Regions from separate parts of the Mus musculus genome. Here region 1 is linked to region 2. The links are chromatin loops, found by intact Hi-C in ENCODE. Cell type or tissue: heart. All regions are shown on one strand. Each heading gives the region's core, and the rest is flanking DNA. Links, peaks and the distances in the headings are about the cores only.

Region 1 (7,781 bases), core at 1,940-4,439, 52 kb after region 2:
TATTTATTTGTTTTTCGAGACAGGGTTTCTCTGTGTAGCCCTGGCTGTCCTCGAACTCAGAAATCCGCCTGCCTCTGCCTCCCGAGTGCTGGGATTAAAGGTGTGCGCCACCACGCCCAGCTATTTTTTTTTATTGGTGTGAGTAACTACAAAAATGCATATATAGCTGGGCGTGGTGGCCAGAGCTATACAGAGAAACCCTGTCTCAAATAATAAAAAAAAAAAATGCATATATAAATACAAGCTGCTGAGTCAGTTTACTTTTTATCGCTGACCACTTGCTATGGCATAACTAAGCACAGGCTCATTTCTGGGAAGACCGAGTGTCCTCTCTCTGCAGCTGTCAGTCCGGTAGCTCTGCATCTAGGGTCAGGTCTCACGACACTCCCCTGTCTTTTTGTTTTTGAAGACAGTCTCACTGTGCTGCCCAGGTGGGCCTCAAACTCATGGTGACTGTCTGGTCTCCATGGCAGGAATGCTGGAATCATGGAAGTGTGCCACCAGCCCTGGCAATCGTTTTTGTTTGCTCGTTTTTGAGACAGAGTCCTGACAAACACTAGGCCCCAGGTGCTTGAGACCCAGCCTTTGGCAGACACCACTCTCATAAGGGCCTTCGGATGAAAGAGAAGCAGACACCATGTGATTACAGACACTGGAGAGAGAGCAGGGCTCAGGGCTGATACTCACGGTGCTCTTCTTCCGCAATGGCGACCAAAGCTTCTAAGAGCTTTATTCCTTCTTGACAGAGCTGCAGCTCGGTAGCATCTTCGGGTTTCCTCCTGGCTATGTCCTGAAGCTTCTCCACGATAGAAGATGCTAAGGAATAAATGTATGGGTAGGAAACGGCCGGCTTTGGATACTGAAAAATGGAGTGGAGGAGCTGACAGGTCTTCATTTGCACCTAACCAGGCAAGATGAGAAGAAAGAGTAAATTTACAAAGTTCCCAGAACAAAGAGACACAAAGAACAAACGTTCTTGCAAACTCTTTGCAGTTAAAGTGGCAAAGGTTTATATTTATTCCTGTTCTCTTTAGTTTTGGAAGTCCTAATACCAACGGGCATTACATAAAAACAGTGGCTGCAGCAGGGTGGAGGGGCACAGAGGTGCTCAGCACAGCGGGAGGGGGTTTGCCCTCTAGCCCACTCTTCTCAGGCGTCTGTCTCTGTACTGTGTAAAACTAGCAGTCACATTATAAATGAACCCCAACAACTCACACCAAAAAAAAAAAAAAAAAAAAAAAAAAAAAGAAAAGTGTCTTACAGTGAAATTCTACACATTTGAGTCCTGTCCCAGGTGGTATACATGTTTTAAGGACTCCATCTGGCCCACACTAAGATGTGCCATGACTTGTCACAGTTGTGTCACTGCTACCCAACTTGGGCAGGTAGCCAATGACCTTGGACAAAAGGATAAAGGAAAACAACTACAGACATGCATCACCTCTCCTTAAACTGGAATAGTATTTTGAGCATTAGTATTATTGCCCCCCTGAGAAAATTTGGTTCCAGTGTCTTTGGAAATAAGAAATGTTTCTGTGTATGGGTTCCAAACTCATTTCGTAACACATGAAAAAAAACATTTAATCTAGTCTAACCTAATCTGTCATTCCTTATTTTTTTCTTTAAAGAAAATGCACAAATTATCATATAAATCCCATGTCATATCATTCTCCCCCTCCCCCCCGAAACAGGGTTTCTCTGTGTAGCCCTGGCTGTCCTGGAACTCACTCTGTAGACCAGGCTGGTTTTGACCTCAGAAATCCGCCTGCCTCTGCCTCCCAAGTGCTGGGATTAAAGGCTTCCGCCACCACTGCCCGTGATTTTGTTTTAATACATGATGTGTATGTGTGCTTCTGTGTGTGGATATGGGCACTTGAGCGCAGTGTCCACAGAGACCGGACAAAGAGATCAGACCTCCTGGAACTAGAGGTCCAGGTGGCTGTAAGCTATCCAACGTGAGTGCTGAAAACTGAGCTTCGGGCCTCTGGTAAAAAGTGCTGTTAACTGCCGAACCACCTCTCCAATTCCACGTTTTTTTTTTTTTTTTTGACAATTTTCACTATGTAGTCCTGGTTGACCTGAAACGTATATGTGGATGGACTAGCCTTGCCTTCATAGGCACTTCTATCTTTGTATCCCCAGTGCCGGGATTAGATGTAGCCATTCCACTCCTGGAGAGTTACACCAATTTTAAGATGCTCTTATTTAAACACTTAGTATTGTTTTACCTCCTTGTTTTTGGAGACAGTCTCATGTAGCTTAGGATGGCCTTAACTCACTTGTGATCTCTATCTCTAGTCCCTGGGGCTGGTATTACAGACCTACACTACCATGCTAGGTTTGTACAGTGCTGGGCATCAAGCCCAGGGTCTTGTGTGTGCTAGCTGTGCACACTACCTACTGAACCACAATCCAGCCCCTGGATACTGCTTGTCACAGAGACCGAGATCACAGAGAAGCACAGTGTGTGTACTGCAATCATAAAGGCAACACGTGTGTCTCAACAGATTGCTACTGCAAATAGCGCTCTGCTAAAAGACACTTACCACAGAGTCCTTGCTCTCCAGGGCAGCCTTAAATTTTTCAATGCAGCGATTCTGAAGGCAGGGGACGGTTGTCACTTCTGGGCTGGTAGACAAAATAAATACTGTGACGGCAGTAAGCAGACTGACTTCATCAGGTTCTTGTGCTCCGTCAACTGCAGAGAAACAACAGTTAGGAGGCTTGTACACATTGCCTTGCGTCTGTGCAAGGCTGTTTTTAGCTTGGTTAGCACAAGAGCCCCAGAGGGCGGCTGGACAGTGGTGGTGCATGTCAGCAGGCTCAAATCCCACCTGCGTGCTAGTCCACTCCTACCACACACACACACACCCACCCACCCAAAAGGACTAGGAAAGTATTCTACCTCTGAGCTCCACCCCCATTTCCCAAGGATCAGTTAGAATAAATATTCTAGTTAAATATTTTTAATGAAGTAGCTATGAAAAACCAGTAATTTTGAAAGGGTAATGCTGGGTAGTGGTGGCACATGCTTTTAATCCTAGCACTTGAGAGGCAGAGGCAGGTGGATCTCTGTGAGTTCGAGGTCAGCCTGGTCTACAGAGTTCTAGGACAGCCAAAACTATACAGAGAAACCCTATCTAAAAACAGACAAGACAGAAAGACTGACAAAACAAAATGAGAAAGAGTGGTAAACTTGACTCACTAAATTAAGTTTTAATTAATCGATTAATTAAAAATAGCTTCTTTGGCTTTTTGGCCAAGATCAAGTGTTATGATTGGTTTAAAACCCAAAATAAGGGGCTGGAGAGATGGCTCAGTGGTTAAGAACACTGACTGCTCTTCCAGAGGTCTTGAGTTCAACTCCCAGCAACTGCATTGTGGCTCACAACCATTTGCTATAGGATCTGCTGCCCTCTTCTGGTGTGTCTGAAGAGAGTGACAGTGTACTTATATAAACAAACAAACAAACAAACAAATAAAAAACCAAAACCATAAAAAACCCCCAAAACAAAACAAACAAACGAAAAGCTTCCAGGATTTCAAATAGCCTAGGCTGGCCTCCAACCTGATGTGTGGCATAGATGACTTTTCCTGGCTGCAGCTCCTGCGTGCTGGGCTCACAGGCTGAGTTACCATGACAAGAGTATGTAGTGCTGGGGACAGAAGCCAGGGCTTTATGCTGTTAGACAAGTACTCTATTAGCTCCAGCCTAGCCCACTTAGACTAAGTGGTTGTTATTTACAAACAAATGACACGCATAAACAGTAGCACCAGCCATATCAACTCAATAGTACTTAAACACCACCTGTGCCAGCCAGCCCTCTTAGGCAATAGAATACAACTTCACTATAATGTGGAGATCAAACAAAGAATTTAGGGTCAGCTAGTAACAAAAGGTCCATGCTTATAAAAACACCAGAAACTATAGAGAGCAGGATGTGGTGGCTCAAGCCTGTAGTCCCAGCTCTTGGGAGGCTAGGCAGGAGAATCTGGAATGTAAGAACTCTGCCACAAAATTCACCATCAGCCTGTGAGACTACCTCAAGAACAACAACAAAAAAATCACAAAATGCCTGACACTGGGTGGGTGGAGAGCTTTGGGGGCTGACGCCCAAGAGGAGACGCAGTGAGAGAGCACTGAGTTCTCTCAGGTGAGCTGGCACACGGTAACAAAGTGACCCACACAGCAGTGTCCTGTGTGGTGCTCAGACACTTCACCCTGGCAGCCACCGTGTCTGAGTAAGGAACAGGAATCTGGTCATTTGCCCAAGCCACAGCAAGTCAGTAAGTGGACGGTGTGAATGCAGAGATCACAGACATCCAGGGGCTCTCATGCTTCACCCCCCTTAGCGCCCCCTGCAAAGTCATTTTTAGTCATTACAGTCTGCTAGTTAGTTTAGTAAAAATACTTTTAAATGTCATCAAGGTAACTATGTCCTGGGTCTCTTCCCATTTCTTCTTCAGCTCCTTTCCTGCCCTTTATTTTCTGAGGATGGATGGGAAGTCTGCTTAGCAGCAGGAGTCTTGTGAGGCTCAGGCAGTAGAGAGCAGGCCCCTTGCCAACAGCTGTCTGAGTGAGTCATTCTGGAATCCAGTCCTCTAGCTGTAGCCCTGGCCAGTGAGTGTCCTAGTAACTTCATGAGTGGCTAAGGCCTGGACCTCAGAAACTAATAGGTAACAAATGCTTTTCTGTTTTAAGCCACAATGTTTTTCTGTTTTAATCTACTAAGGTTTTTTTTTCTTTTTGTTTTTCTTTTTTTTTTTTTTGTTTTTTTTTTTTTTTTTTTTTTGAGATAGGGCCTGGCTTGGCTAGGTTGGCCCTGAACTCACTATGTAACTAAGGCTGGCCTTGAACTCCTGATATTCTTGCTTCTCCTGCCAAGTGTTGGGATGACAGGCAGCATCAGGCTCAGCTGGGAGGCAAGCTGTTGCTCTGCAAACATTTTACCTTCACGATCGGCTCCTAGTGACCTACGTTAACAGTTGCTCTAACATCTCCGTCCTGATACACACTGAGCCCAGACACCACTGTGTGTCTGTGATAAAGGAGAACTTGTCATGATGGAGACTGTGCTCTTCCATCTTCATCTCTCCTCCCCTCTTACGCTGGCAGAGGCTGACACACTCAAACGTGCTGTGATGTATCTCGTCCTGCTATCTCGTCACCACTGTATAATTCCACCTCCAGCCATTCTCTACCGCCTTTTCTCTTAAATATGGATTGCACTAGAGGGTTGCCTTTAAAAATAAAGCCTTCTTGCCAGTAGCAATGGCAGGGACCTGTAAGTCTCAGGGAGACACTGTTACCTATCTGTACTTCCTCCTCCCAGCTACACTTTCGCCTTCGGCTCTCATCTGTACCATCCTTGCTTGCCACTTTTCTAAGACTCTTTTCTTTTCCTTTTCTTATTTTTCTTTGTAGTTGTAGTCCTGGCTATCCTGGAACTCTGTAGACCAGGCTGGCCTGGACTCAAGAGACCCACCTGCTTCTGTCTCTCTTGCCAATTACAAATGGACAAAGACATCGGAGATAATGAATAATAAATCCGAACACTTTACATACCTGCTAAATACACAATACAGTCTCTTCTGGGTGAGACTACCAAATATGAGCAACAGAATAGCTTAGCCAAAAAACAAAAAACAGAAACAAACCTAGCATGCCTCTCACATTAAGACCTAACAGTCCTACTGACCTGGGCTCCAGCAGTCAAGCACAGTTGCTAATGCACTTTGGAGGAGGCTGGTCCAAGCTTCGTGGCTCTTTTCTGCCCGGGCCATGGGGGAAGTTAAGATTCCTTTCAGAGTCTGCAGGGAAGCCGTGACTGTGCAGGATAACTGGCCCCCAGGTAACTTCACAGCCGTTTCCCGGAGGACTCCGATGGTAAGGTACAATACTGTAGGGAGAATTGAGATGCTGCCTGCAAGAGAAAATGAAAACTCTGCATTGAGCATGCACATTTTCTGAAGTCACCAAGGAGGGCTGGAGGGATAGCTCATCAGTGAAGAGCACCCGTTGCTCTTGCAGAGGACGCGAGTTTGATTCCCAGCGCCCGCACAGTTGGCCCATAACAGACCTTTTTTTTAAAAAAAGATTTATTTATTTATTTATTTATTATATGTAAGTACATTGTAGCTGTCTTCAGACACTCCAGAAGAGGGGGTCAGATCTTGTTATGGATGGTTGTGAGCCACCATGTGGTTGCTGGGATTTGAACTCTGGACCTTCGGAAGAGCAGTCGGGTGCTCTAACCCACTGAGCCATCTCACCAGACCCCATAACAGACCTTAACTACAGCTTCAGATGATGCAATGCCTCTCTGACTCCTGTGAGAACCAGGAATGCACACAGTACATATACACATGTTCTGGAAACACACACATACACATAAAAGGAAATAAATGCAGCTAGAAAAAAAGCTGAGTCATCAGGAATAAAAGGGTGTCAGAGGCTTCCAGTGTTTGCTGTCAAACAAACACAGCTTCGAGGCACAGCTCAGTGCTCCTTCTTCAGCACCAACTCATCTTTCCCAAAACACCACCCAGAAAAGCTCTAGAGCATTTCTCATAAATTGTAACTATTGAGAGAATTTAGTAACTCTAGACTGGCTGGCTAGCCAGCACACCCCAAGCCTTCTCTGCCTCCCTAGTACAGGGACTACAAGTGTATGCAACTATGCCACTATGACAGGCTTTGTATAATATGGTTCCTGGGTTCCAACACAGGTCCTTATGTTAGCAAGGCATCCTAATCAATTTATCACTCAAGCGACTTCCCCATCAATTAAGATTTTTTACAGTTGGATCAAATTCTGATAGTTGTAACTGGAAATGTTACTTTGGTTGTATTGCTTAGTGTCAAGTTTTTTTTTTGGGGGGGGGGAGGGGTGGTGGTTCGAGACAGGGTTTCTCTGTATAGCCCTGGCTGTCCTGGAACTCACTTTGTAGACCAGACTGGCCTCGAACTCAGAAATCTGCCTGCCTCTGCCTCCCTCTGCTGGGATTAAAGGTGTGCGCCACCATGCCCGGCTTTTATTTATTTATTTATTTATTTATTTATTTATTTATTTATTTATTTATTTGGTTTTTCGAGACAGGGTTTCTCTGTATAGCCCTGGCTGTCCTGGAACTCACTTTGTAGACCAGGCTGGCCTCGAACTCAGAAATCCACCTGTCCCTGCCTCCCAAGTGCTGGGATTAAAGGCGTGTGCCACCACCGCCCAGCTATTTATTTTTTTAGTGTCAAGCTTTTCATAGCTACCTATTAATCTTTCTTTCTTTTTTTTAAAAATAAGGTCTCAGTATGTATTACAAATGTGGCTGTCCTGGAACTCACTCTGTAGACCAGGCTGGCCTCAAACACACAGGGATCCTGTGGCTTCTAAGGCCTTTGCCTTCTAAGTCTCGGGATTAAAAGTGTGTATATCACTATGCCCTGCTAAGCTTTTCCTATCCTACTTGTTGTAGTTTGTTTAATTGCTTTTGAGACAGGATCTCACTGTGTATTCAGGGTGGACTTGAATTCCTGATTCTTCTGCCTCAGATTCTGGAGTGCAGGCATGACAGGCAAGTATCTCCAAGTCTAGTTCTAGCTTCGCATTTTGAAGGACACAGTCCTGTAGCTCTAAGTATTTTCACAATGTGATGAAGGTTCATTACTACTCAATTTATTTAAACTATGTTTACAAGACCTTTTGTTTTGGGAACTGAACCTAGGGCTTTACTCTTGGTAGGTAAGCACGTTCTACTACTGAGCTATATCTCCTCGGAACTCGCCT
Region 2 (7,781 bases), core at 2,680-5,179:
TGTAACATAGCTGTTTTGTTTAGTTGTAGAATTTTTCATAAGAACCAATTTTACATTGTTAAAATTTCCTTTTAAAAAGTTCTTTATGTATACTCATAGACATAAAATAAATAATTCTTCAAAAAAAAGAAATCTACTGATAAAAAGAATTAACAAACCACCATGATATGGATGTTTATTTATAAGAACTTTTATCAACCCTGTGTACTCGAAGATGCTAGCGATGTTAGAGAGGTTACCAGAGCTGGTTCTCCTCCTACAACCCAGGTTCTGGGCACTAACCCAGGTCCTCGGCCCTCGTGGTCACATCCTTTATCCAGGGAGCCCCCTCCATAGACACCCTTACTTTGACTTTTTCTTTTTCTTTTTTCTTTTTTTGAGACAAGGTCTCCTACAGCTCTGGCTAGCTGGACAGACTATGTCACCAAGGATGTCACTGATGTCACCAAGGCTGGCTGGACAGACTATGTAACCAAGGAAGACCTTTAACTCCTGCTCCTACCTCACCTCTCAAGTGCTGAGATTAAAAGCATGAGCCATATCCAGCTAAAATAATATTTTTTAACAAAAATACAAACTACTTAAAAATCAAAAGAGAGAGCACTTTGAAAAAACAATATAGATTTAGCAAGTAATATAGTCTATTTCCACCTCAAAGGCATTAATTATACCAAGCTTTAAGCCAATATCACAAATATTTTTAAATTACCTTTAAATAGCACTAAAGCACATATAAAAGGTTTTAGTGACTTATTGGAATTCACAACTCAGATGAACTCAGAGAAATGTTTATTCCTTTACTGAACCAGAATCACACAAGAGGAAAATCATGGCCTAAGTGCCGAGCTAGTAGAGTAATGCCTTTCATATTTTTATGCAAACTTTCTAGTATCATCTCTGATACAACTGTTTAAAACTCTCCAAATTTGGGTAGTGAGATGGCTCAGCTGGTAAAAGTACTTACCACGAAGCCTGAGAACCTGAGTTTAATCCTGGAACCCACATGCTAAAATGAGAGATCAACTCCCAAAAAGTTGTCCTCTGACTTCCACATGCACACCATAGCATACACGAAAGTACACACACACACACACACACACACACACAACTTCAAAGCTTCTGTACTTCAAAAAGTATTGGAAATATCCAAATGAAATGTATTAACCGAAGTTATTTTAACAAAAGCAATGACACATGAAAACCAAAGAAACAGGTAGTTCTGACCTTATTCTCCAAGTCATATAATACAAAAACAGCTTTAAAGAAGATAAACATTTATAATCTTTTTAATTTATGAGATGGTTCATAACTGACTCAACCAAGCTATGGTTAGTATTCCTAATCCACACTCATTGAACAAATATGTATTTACATAATCACGATTATCATTACTAGGGTTCCATGAACCACAGACAACTGCAGAAATGTCTAAAGGGGTATTTTAAAGTTCCCTAGCAAAGTTTTCACACAAACTGAAGTCAGCAAATAGCTGGAAACAGATGTCAGCACAGTGGGCGCAGAGGAAGGTGATGCAGGAATGCACTTACGTTTCAAAACAGCGATCCACATTGTCAGACATCAAAAGCAGCATGCATAGCTGCTCCAGGGCTATTAGCTGCATGTCCCTTTCATCTCCCTGTCCCATCTGCAGCCATTCCAGCAACGTATCAGGATCTACATCTGCCATTGTCTTTAAAATGCTCCTTTGCCTAAATTGAAAAAGGGAAACGGGTTTTTCAAACATTTGTTCAGAACTGATCAGCCTGTGTAAAGACTTTTTTCTTGTACATCTGCTTGAACCAAGTTTCTGTAAGGTCCTCAGGTCCTCAAGAGACACACACACACACACACATGCATGTGTATATGTATATACATACAGAGCTATTCTCCAATTTCCATATTGCACTGTGATATGCACACGCACACATACTTGCACACACACAAAATAAGCAAATATATATGCTTTAAAAAAAAAAACTTTCCAGCCGGGCATGGTGGCACACTCCTTTAATCCCAGCGCTAGGGAGGCAGAGGCAGGCAGATTTCTGAGTTCAAGGCCAGCCTGGTCTACAAAGCTGATTTCCAGTACAGCCAGGGCTATACAGAGAAACTCTGTCTTGAAAAAACAAAAACAAAACAACAAAAAAAAACTTTCCAAACTGCAAAGTATTACTTCAAAAAGTATGCTACATATGCAGCAGTCTACTTCCTGGGCTTAATGCAAAAACCCTCAAGGCAAAACAGTTTAACACTGGAATGAATATATGCTGATTAGGTTGCTAGTTAACTAGAAACCAGAGCTGTCTTGGTCAAACACTATGAAACAAGTTTTGGATCCCAGTACTGTTATCACCAATGTCTGTGCCAAAAGGCAAAAAACATGTACAAAAAAGTTCTTTTACCAGTCAACTTCTTCCTGCAACCTCCCCCCAAACTCCACCAAAAATCGGAGCTTCAGATACGGGTCAGATCCAGTAGTTTTAAAGACCACTTTCCAATCCAATTCTTCTTCGGATTGAATTTCCCTTCTCACGAGTTTTGAATTCTCAAACTTACTCCTAAAATATGCCCAAATACAAACAGTAATTAGATATGAAATCTACCTATGCGGAAGTAAATACTGATAAGAACTTCTGGTAATCTAGGCAAATGTTCTTAAAACTTTTTTTTTTTTGGGGGGGGGGCTTGATGCTAAAGTAAATACAACTAACAGGTTACCACCCCCCCCCAGGCAGACGGACAGACAGGCAGACATTCTTTCTCCCATAGGATGGGGCAGTTAGTTTTTATGTAAAAAATTTTTTGAGAAGTAGTCTAGGCAGGCAAGTCATTACAAAAGCTTCTAGATGCCCGACCAAAGGACAGCGTTGCGTCCCACGCAATCCACCTGCCGGTGTGGGAACCTAGAGGCGGGTCGCGGTGGGCACCCATCGGCCGCGCCCGGCGGGGCTGCCCCATCGTCCTCGGCCTGATCAAGGCCGGAGCCGCGACGCTGACAGCCAACCTGGCTAAGTTAGCTACCTGCCTCCGGGCGGAGGGCGAAGTTCTAGAGAAGCAGCAAACCTGCGAGCTCAAGAGGAAGCCGCCGAGCGGCTGGGGTGCGGGTCTCCCGGAACTCGGAGGCCCAGCGGGACGTCCCCGGTCCCCGCCGGGCGGCTGAGCCTTACCAAGGACAAGGAGCGCGTAGCCGGAGCTCCGAAGCCAACAAGCCAAGCCCCGTAAGGCCCGGAGAGGGGAACAAAGGGCCCGATACGCAGAGGCGACGGCGGAAGACCGACCTCACCGCGCTGGGGTCCAGCTCCGCGCCCGCCGCTGGACTCGGCGGCCCGGATCCTCGCGCAGGCCCAGCCTGCCGACAGCGCCTAGCGCCCCCGCCTACCCTGACCGCAGGCTCTTACCCTGGCTCGCCGTACCAAACAGCTCCGGTCCAGCTCCAAGCAGGCCGCGGGCAGAGCCTGGCCCGGCCGCGGCCCTCGAGTTCCTAGGAAACCGCAGGCCGCGCAGGTCGAGCCAGGCAGGCGGCACAGGAAAAGCCGTGTCTCGTCCCTCCCCTTCCTCCGCGGGGACCCGGTGACAAGGAAGCGAGAGGCTCCCCCGAGCGGCGGCAGCCAGCGCGGGTCCCGACCCCAGCACGCGGCTCCTCAGACCCTGCGGTTCAGAGCCAGGTCCGCGCGGGGCCGTCGGCGGCAGCGGGGAGACGCCGCGTCCATCGCCAGCCGGGCGGGGGCAGGAGAAGGGTCGGCCGAGCGCCGGGCGGGGAGGCTGGTGAAGGCCGCGCCGGCGGAGGCGGAGCGAACGCCTCCCGGCCGCCCTGCCCGCGGCCACCTGGGGCGCTGCGGAGGCCGGACCCCGCGGCACGGGGCGACGACGGGGGGCGCCGGGCTCCTTCGGCGGTCGGCTACGGCTCTCCTCAGCCCGGCCTCCCGGCGCCCGAGTCGCCGCGCTGTCAATCCGCGCGCGCCGCCAGCAGCTGCTCCGCGCACGCTCCGCCCGTCTCGCCCGGCGCGAGCCGCTCCGGAGTCCTGCGGAACGGAGGCCACCGTCTCGCAGGCGCTCGGCGTGCCCGGGTCACCCCCTCCTCCGGACTTTTAAAGCCAGCGGTTTACCAGAACGCTTCCCAGCGAGCCTGGGAACTCGGCGAGCGCTGCGCAGCCGGGCGTTATCGCCTCGGCGCAGATGGGACCAGGACGGCTGCGGGAACTCGTGCCTCCTGCCTGCCCACCGTGGAGTCCCGGGAAGCAGCCAGCATCGAGGACTTCCCACACAGTTGCCTTCGGCTCGTGGTCACTTGTACTTCCGTAGTTATTCCCGTCAAACTTTTATTTCATGGGCGTTGAAAAATCAAATACTAGCCGCTGCTAGTGGAGTCCTCACGTAACCGTGACACTAGAGAACTGGAGGCTGGAGTTCAAGGTCATCCTTGGCTACAAAATGAGGTCGAGACTTGTCTGGGCTACAGGGCGGCGACGGTGGTGATGAAGAAGGAGCAGCCAAGGGAGAGAAAAAGAGGAAGAAAAAGACTCCATACTGAACTCATCCTTTGAACAACAACAACAAAATAGCAGTAGATACCTAATTTTAGGAAAGAACTGTATGCAAAGACCGAGGCTAGTAGTTTTCAACCCTGGCGGCACATTAGAGACACCCGGAAAAGTTTTCATTAGAAGAGTTTTAGATCCACAGCAAATTGAACAGAAAGTACAGAGAATAAGTTATGGCTACCCTGTTCTGTATCATGTGTTCCTGGCCAGGTAGGGCTAAGGACAGAGAGTTCCCACTGATCTCTTTGTTTATGGTTTTGCCCTTTCCAAAATATCGTTTCTAGTTGGAATTATTCACTAACACTCTTTAAGGATCCTCTGTGAGTTTTTATAGCTTGGTAGCTCATTTATTTGGTGTTGTGTTGTGTTTTGTTTTGTTTTGTTGTACTGGATTTTTTTATTTGGTTTTGTTTTTTACTTTTTGTTTTTCTTGTTGTTTTGAAGTGGGTATGCTTATGTAACCCTGGCTGGCCTAAAGTCAATATCCTCCTGCCTCAGCTTCCTGAGTATGCTAACAAGAGGGCTTCCTTCCTGAGTATGCTAACAAGTATGCTAACACCTGGCTTGGGAGCCCATTTAATTCTTACTGCTAAATAATAGTAAGTTGTTTAGATGTAACACAATGTGTTTCTTCATATACAGATGCCTGGAATCTACCTTCACAGACTATGAACGGCTCATGCAGAAATTTCCAAAGTTCCCCAACAGGAAAAATACTTTCTAACAATGTAGCTACCACAGGACTGTGGCCAGAACAAATGAAAAACTCTTCAAACCCAAGAATAAGAAAAAACCTTGCCAGGCAGTGGTGGCGCACACCTTTAATCCCAGCACTTGGGAGGCAGAGGCAGGTGGACTTCTGAGTTGAGGCCATCCTGGACTACAGAGTGAGTTCCAGGACAGCCAGAGCTACACAGAGAAACCCTGTCTCAGAAAAGAAAAAAGAAAAGAAAAAAACCTTAATTAGAAATTGTAAAAGACTGGAGACATTTAACCAAGAAGACATCCCAGTGGCTGGCGAGAAAGCATATGAAAGATGCTTAACATTATCTGGCCTTGAGAAATTGAAGATACTCACTGGTGGTCTGTGCGTTTGGTTCCCAGTACCCATATCAGGCAGCTCACATCTGATGCCTCTGGCCTCTACAAGCACCTGCGTTTACATGCATTCACCCACACACAGGCATGCACATGTGCACATAATGTAAAAGTAATTTAAATAAATCTTTGAGGAAAAGAAATTTTAAAATAATACTCTAGAGCTATAGATAACAGCTCAGTTGGTAGGGTACTTACCTACTACACACAAAGCCTGGGTTCTCTGTCCAGGACTGGATAGAACCAGGCCCTAAAACTGGGATTGGTGGGACAGACGGACAGACTTTTAATTTCCATCACAGGCAGAAGAAGCAGTTCAAGAGCTTCCTCAGCTACATAATGAACTTCCTCAGCTACATAATGAACTGGGTTCCAGCCTAGAATACATAGAATGACCGTGTCTGAAGAAGGGAAAAGAGGGCAGAGGGAAGGAAGGGAACACTCGAGACTTCTAAACATCATTAGAAGGGCGAAAAACCAAAGCCCAATAACACCAAACGCTGGAAGGGTGTGATTCAGCCGGAGCGCTCTTGGTACCCGTGGAAAGTAATAGTGCCCCTGTGTAAGATAAAAAAAGGCTCTGGTTTTGTAAAAGCAGGCATGGGCAAAGCCAAGAACCTAGGACCCACATGAAAGCCCACAGGCAGTGACAGGTGCCTGCGGTCCCGGCGCCTCCCGCGGAGAGCTAGGAAACAGAAGAATCACCTGGAATCTTACAGGCCAGCTCTCCAGGGGCGGGGCGTGATGCAGGGCAGAAAGGAGAGAGAGAGAACCAACTCCCGAACCTTGTAGAGGTTTGTTTTCCCTTTAGAAGTTGCTTTATCTATGAGCGAGGCATGGGGGCACCCACCTTTAATTCCTGCACTCAGGAGTCAGAAGCAGGAAGGTCTCTGTGAGTTTGAGGTCAGCCGGGGAAAGCTACATAGTGAGACCCTGTGTTCAACAAGACAAATTTGTTATGTACAAATAACAGGCAACATTCTATCCATGAGTCCTATTTTCTAAGACCTTAAAAAAAAAAAAAAAAGAAAAGAAAGAAAATAGACAATACTTTTTAAAAGGCAAGAAGAGTCTTCTGCTTCTAGATGATTGCTGGGCTAGAGAGAGAGGGAAGTTTGTTGAACCGAAAGTGACAACTTAGAATTGCATATTCTCCAGAACAGGAATAGTAAGGTGACGATTGGGGGCACCTAAGAGTACTGGCTGCTGTTCCAGAGGACTGGGTTTCAGTTCCCAGCATCCACACATGGAAGCTCATATCTGTAATTCAAGTTCTGGGGTATCCTATACCCTCAGACAAACATGCAGGCAAAACACCAATCAATACACATTAAAAAATTAGAAATGACTTAAAAAACAGTAAGATGACCTCGGAGCAAGTTTATTCAACATCCCTGGACATCCACAGATGCCTACCAGAGCCATTGAAGCAGGTCAGGAAGTCCAACGTAATTCAGCTGCTCCAACAATCCAATCCACAGAGGCTCCCATAAAGGTTAGGGTCCTAACCTCCGCACTTACACCAGGCATTCATAGACCCACACTTACACATCAAATAAATAGCTGAGCGAGGTGATGTATGCCTCTAATCTCAGCACACAGGAAGCAAAGAGCTCAAGACCAGACTGGTCTATGTAGTGAGTTCCAGGCTAGTCATGGCTACATAGTGAAACCTTATCTCAAATAAATACATAAATAAGCATATATATGTATATATGTATGTATATGTATATACTTTTACCAAATAATCAGCAGCCACCCTCAATATCTACCCAACGGAGTTGAAAACTTAAGTTCAAACTTAAGCCCAAAGTTGAAAACTTTGAGGGGATTTTGTTTGTTTCATTTTGACTTTTGAGGTCAGGTCTCACTTGGCCCATGATGGCTTCCAGTTCACCATGTAGCTGAGGATGGCCTGCTCCTCTGGGTCTTCTTACCACCACCTCCTAAGTACAAGGATTACAGGCGTGTACCACAGGGTGCATACAGATACTGATGGCTACTTTATTCATAATTGTTAAAATTCAGGGAAAAGACAGAATATATCTCAGCATTGGAAATTTGTGCTTAGTATGTACCAGGCCTTCGTTCCACAAAATACTAGCAACAGAACCTAGAAGCAACTAAGACATCCTTTAATAG

The links. Hi-C counts contacts between places; a loop is a spot of excess contacts. Peaks named below come from ENCODE experiments on the same cell type or tissue, not always from the same donor. Only the 100,000 strongest peaks of a DNase experiment are listed, where the experiment ranks them.
Region 1: a loop joins it to region 2, with 2.3 times the contacts of the local background. A loop is called at or near these places in 12 of 42 quality-filtered maps.

The regions. Positions count from the first base shown.
Region 1 is chr12:51,878,568-51,886,348 of GRCm38, forward strand. Heatr5a (HEAT repeat containing 5A) reads right to left here. Exons shown (of 36, transcript NM_177171.4): 33 at 5,700-5,924; 34 at 2,547-2,698; 35 at 688-901. Among named protein-coding and RNA genes, the nearest start is that of Gm34894, 31 kb to the left of the region's middle. In heart, for the core only: a CTCF peak has its summit at 3,425 (motif pointing left); no DNase peak of the experiment used is centred there.
Region 2 is chr12:51,825,805-51,833,585 of GRCm38, forward strand. Hectd1 (HECT domain E3 ubiquitin protein ligase 1) reads right to left here and starts at 3,732. Exons shown (of 43, transcript NM_144788.2): 1 at 3,399-3,732; 2 at 1,548-1,709. The coding sequence starts at 1,687. Gm5785 reads left to right here and starts at 2,381. Exons shown (of 4, transcript XM_011244243.2): 1 at 2,381-2,464; 2 at 3,051-3,425; 3 at 3,486-4,751; 4 at 5,184-7,781. The coding sequence starts at 2,381. The coding sequence ends at 4,337. In heart, for the core only: a CTCF peak has its summit at 3,808; DNase peaks (open chromatin) are centred at 3,697 and 3,807; H3K4me3 peaks cover 2,500 bases; H3K27ac peaks cover 2,500 bases.